2 separate regions of the Mus musculus genome follow, and region 2 is linked to region 1. The links are chromatin loops, found by intact Hi-C in ENCODE. Cell type or tissue: left cerebral cortex. All regions are shown on one strand.

What was found. Hi-C counts contacts between places; a loop is a spot of excess contacts. Peaks named below come from ENCODE experiments on the same cell type or tissue, not always from the same donor. Only the 100,000 strongest peaks of a DNase experiment are listed, where the experiment ranks them.
Region 2: it touches region 1 in a loop (4-fold over the local background); 2 of 42 quality-filtered maps call a loop at or near these places.

What each region holds. Positions count from the first base shown.
Region 1 is chr1:23,952,551-23,955,050 of GRCm38, reverse strand. No RefSeq gene overlaps it. Among named protein-coding and RNA genes, the nearest start is that of Gm53062, 24 kb to the left of the region's middle. In left cerebral cortex, no CTCF peak of the experiment used is centred here; DNase peaks (open chromatin) are centred at 1,016 and 1,424.
Region 2 is chr1:24,229,197-24,231,696 of GRCm38, reverse strand. Col9a1 (collagen, type IX, alpha 1) reads right to left here. Exons shown (of 38, transcript NM_007740.3): 29 at 1,448-1,501; 30 at 743-814; 31 at 211-246. Among named protein-coding and RNA genes, the nearest start is that of Col9a1, 53 kb to the right of the region's middle. In left cerebral cortex, a CTCF peak has its summit at 1,179; DNase peaks (open chromatin) are centred at 1,103 and 1,990; H3K27ac peaks cover 1,447 bases.

The sequences.
Region 1 (2,500 bases):
TGAGAGCAATGGAATATGTAACTTAAGATCACAAAAAACAGGCCTGTGCACATACAAAATTAGATGTGGTAACACCAAATGCTATGGTGAACAATAAGGGGTAGAGATAATTTGCAGTGACGTGGGCTTTATTTTAAAAGAGGACACTTTTGAAGTGACTGAAGGTGGACAACAAGAGAGAACAAAGCACAGAAGGTCAGAGGGGAAAGAGATCCATGCAGAGTGGGATATTGGGAAGGTGCTGGGATAAGAGGAGCAGCGAGCAGGCTGGTGTGAGCTAACGCTGTGCTAAGGGGTCTTCACGAGGAGGTAAGGTCCAAGGCAGGGGCGAGGGAATCAAAGTCGGGCCATGTTGGCCTTGCAAATGATGATAATGTGTATGCATATTATTCGAAATGTGATGCGAGTCCCTGGAAGGTTTAGGGCAGGATATGAGAATCATCTCGCGCACGTGAGTATGTGCATGCGACAAACAGTTTTATTGTGCTACGAAGAGTTGTGTGTTTGTTGAACAGTCACTCTGGCTGATAGAGAGGGCACGTCTGTGGGAAAGCATCATGGAAGAGAAGTGATAAAAACCTGGGAGATTGGTTAAAATGTAACTGTGTGGATGAGGAGGTAGCTCCGTGGCAGAACATAGGCTTAGTATGCACTAGATCACAGGCAGGATCCCAGCTCACACGACCCATTACCCTCATTAGTCCAGGCAAGAGAGAATGCACTGGCACTCTAGCTCTTGTCAGGGAGCTGAACAAAATCACAACCAGAGTAAGGATCGGAAGGGAAAGAGGCGATCCAAAGACTTGGGTCGGGAGCACTGGGCAGGGCAAAGGTCCTTTCTGCTAAGCGGAAGGGATGGTAGAGAACGTGGGAAGGATGCCAGCAAGTGGGCAGCTACAGCTTGTGAGTGCATTCGGGGTTCCTAATTAAACCGATTTAATTTCCTTAGGGGAATTCTACTTGTCACAAAGAAACACGACATCTGCGGGGAGAAAAGGGAGAGACTGTGCTGAAGGTGCGAAGAAAGAGGCGAACGTGTGAAAACTATCACCATGAAAAGTGGGAGAATGGTATCGCCACACACTTGGATCTGGATCACTGTCTTTCCAAAAATTATGCTTTGGCTAAAATGCCGTGATTCCAGTGTGCGCGACGGGGTTCCAGCTTGCTAGCCTTGAGTCCTCCTCTTTCAACTGTCATTACTGCCGCCAGCTCCCAGTGAGACCTAAACCTTATCACATGAATGTCCATCATAAATTCATCTGTAAGCCCTGGACTTTGACAAATGTCTCCTCCATCTCTCTAGCTTACCCACTCTAGCACCCTGTTGAGTTTTGGTCTTTTGCTATGTATCATAATGCTAAATACTGGTCCCCCAAGGCCTGGTTGCCTCCAAGGATCAGAGAATCTGTACGTAGACCCAAGTGATACTATGTAAGCTTGCCACCCTGCCCCCACCCCAGTTATCCCTGAGCACGAACAATTGGTTCTCTCCTTCTACCATATGGGTCCTGGGGATCCAACTTAGTCATCAGGCTTGGTAGCAAACACCTTTACTGCTGAGCTATCTAGCTTAACCTTATACTTAAAAAAAAAAAAAAAAAAAAAAAAAAAAAAAAGTGCCATTTAAGGGACTGGGACGATGGCTTAGCAGTGAAGATATAGAGGACCTAAATTTGGTTCCCAGCATCAATGTCTGGTGTCTCACAACTGCCTGTGACTCCGGGAGATCTGATCTCCTTGGGCATTTGCATGTGGCATACCACACACACACACACACACACACACTAATAATAATAATAATAAAAATAATAATTAATAATAATTAATAATAAATTTAAAATACATTGCTTGTTTTTATGAGACAGGATCTTACAATGCAGCCCTGGTTGTCCTGGAACTTGCTATGTCGACCAGGCTGGCCTTGAACTCACAAAGACCTGGCCACCTCTGCTTCCTGAGTGTTAGGATTAAAGATGTGTTACATTACACTTGTCCTTGCTCCCCCACCTCTTTCCTTCATCCCTGTCTCATCAAACAGACATTGATAATATCCCACCGGAATTTCATGTTGCAAATCTGCTTGCTTTCTGCCCTGTTTAATCTGTCTGTTAGGGTTTCATTTTTAAACCCAGTTCTTCCCTGGCCACCATTATAGCAATCCTCTTATTTCCCTTACTCCTCACTGGCTGCTCTTCTGAGCATCAGATGCTCAGGCCTGGGACTCCCCTCTTGCTTCTGTACTCACCCCTTTGTGCTCTGACTCAGCTTCTTGGCATTCATTGTCACATACCTGTTTGTTTATGGCCTCTAGTTTTGTCCCCTGAACTCCAGGCTTATACATAACTTTCTACCCAACAGCCTCATTCAACTTTCACCTTAAATCCTCTCTGTTCCAGACTGTGAAGGTTTGAATATGCGTGGCCCAGGAAGTGGCACCATTAGGAGGTGTGGCTTTGTTGGAGGAAGTGTGTCACTGTGGGCATGGTCTTTAAGACCC
Region 2 (2,500 bases), 280 kb before region 1:
CATCCAAAAACAGTCTGGCTGCACACCAAACTTCACTATGGTTTTCCCTCACTATAAAGCACACTGAGAACAGTTGTGTGCCTTCACTGTTACACCACACCCACAAGCCAGCCAGCCCCTCCTTGTACTTAAAGTGGTGAATACCCAACACCGCAAACCACATGCAATTCTTACCTGTTCACCCTTCCACTAACAACACTCAACACTTACCTGTTCACCCTTGGGACCCGGTTCACCAAATACACCCTAGAGTAAATAAAATTTGACATTTTTCAGCATCATTTCAGATGAGCCGATATCCTTGAATGAGCTGATGGATAAGGTGATGGAAGAGAGCTCCCTGATTCTCACCACTTAATTGAGGACCAGAGGGTCTCGTCACAATTGTTTCCCAAATCTCTGGTAACATGAGAGCATTCTCTGGTCATATTCATATGAATGAACTTTTACTGGTAGGAATAGAAATTTAGAACTAAATAAAAACTATAACTGCAACTGATTTTTTTTTTCTCCTCACCCTTTATTTTTCTTCCTTCTGGAAAGTTAGTTTTGTTTTGTCTTGAATGTCAATTCTCAGTAATTTAACACTATATTTCTTTCACTCTACTTCTTCATGATAATCAGTAAAGAGAGTCTTCACTGGGTAAAGCAACCTTGATTTCCCAACAAAGAAGGAGTAAACATTCCAGATTTAAAAGAGGGGGAACACACACAAAACCACGTAGACCTCTGGATAGCTTACCCTGTCTCCTTTCATTCCAGGAAGTCCAGGGGGCCCAGGCAAGCCAGGAAGGCCAGGGCTGCCAACAGATCCCTGGAAAACAAACAGAAAATCTTCAGAGTCACTGTGTCCTCGATGCTCAAAGTTGACAAGACAGACGGGCAAGGGCGGGGTGGGGATTGGGGGGAGGGGGCCGGGGTATCAACTCATGTGTAAAGTTAGTGTGTGGTTGGTTTAGTGCTGCCTCACTCCTGCGTTCCAGGAGAAGAGGGGTGGGTGGCCTCCCACCTTCCACCCCATCTCTGAATTCCCTCTGCACAGCTCAGCAACAGTGGGCTCTTTCAGCTAATGCCTGGCAGAACGCAGCCCGCTGTTGCTTCTCCTGCTGTGTAAACAGAAGCTACACAAGAAGCAAAGGCCACCATTCATCTACAGTTCCCTTCCATTCCACTAAGAGGCAGATGCCAGCCGTGGCACTTCATGCCTCTCTGGGTTTTCAAATGCATTCTACAAGCCACGCTGATTAAAATACTCATGCAACTATCATAGATACAATTGGAAATTCCATATCAACAGCTTCACACACTCACATAACAACTAAAATAAAAACCATATATACAGTTAATTAGATGATCTTTTGCAATTTTTCTCTGCTTTCCTTTAAAAAAACACCAAAACATATCTGCTTTGCAGGAAGCAAGCATGTAGAGTGGACACTTCACTTACCAGTTTCCCTGGTATGCCTGGAGACCCTTCTGGTCCTACCGGGCCTCTACTGCCCTGTGAAAACATATATGTTGTCATCAGCTAGATATTCAGCCCAGAGTTAAATGCTTCATTATTATATGAAAAGAAATAACATTTCGTCCAGGCTTTTGGTAAAATATAGGTGTTGCCAAAATCTCCCATCACTCCAACTGAAGGCTCAAACCATCCTGTCAAGAGTCTAACCAGTCACCTTCTGTGCACTGCTCATGGAGCCTGCTTGTGCTGTTCATGGGATGCCAGGCCAGAACACCAGAAATGTTCACTGCCTGTACACACAATGATGTTAGTAATTTTCAGCATGTAAGTCACATCCTGTTTTATATTATGACTATTCATATATACACTTTTATGCTCTCACTTAGGCATGTTCTTAGGGTATTCCATACCCACTCACTGGGCATGCTGCAGTGTCTGTGTAAGCTCTTGGGTCTACAGACGCCTTAAAGGAGCAGCTGGCAAATGATTGTGTCCCTCCAAAAAGCATAAAAGGGAAACACAGGGCAGAGATGCTTGCCTTTAAATGATTGCTGCAACCTCCAGAAGACACAGATGGTAGACATTTATAAACTTTCTGAGATAAAATTTCTTGTTGCACTCATTCTAGATCTAAATATGTCTCCAAGGATTGTAGACTTTGTTAAGTGTGACTCACCAATCTCGTGGGCCCATCTCAAATTTTATTATTTGAAATCTAAGTTTTCACATTTCTATTCTACTTGAAACCCTAAGCTTTAAAGAAAAGACATTTTTAAGAAAAGGGGGTATGAGACTTTTACTTCTTTCCTTGAGAACCCAACCTAGTTTTATACAATTTGACTAAAGCCCGTTATATACCTAATGTTGTTTGCAGCTCAGTAGAATGCAGCGGAACACAAGTAGATAGACAGTCGCATTTCCTTCAAGGTTTATCATAAGACTGCAAGGACTAATTTGAGTTAGTTTTCCTTTAAACTTTTATAACAGTTCCACTTTAATAATTCATGATTCTAAAGGCTTTTGATAAGGTTGTAT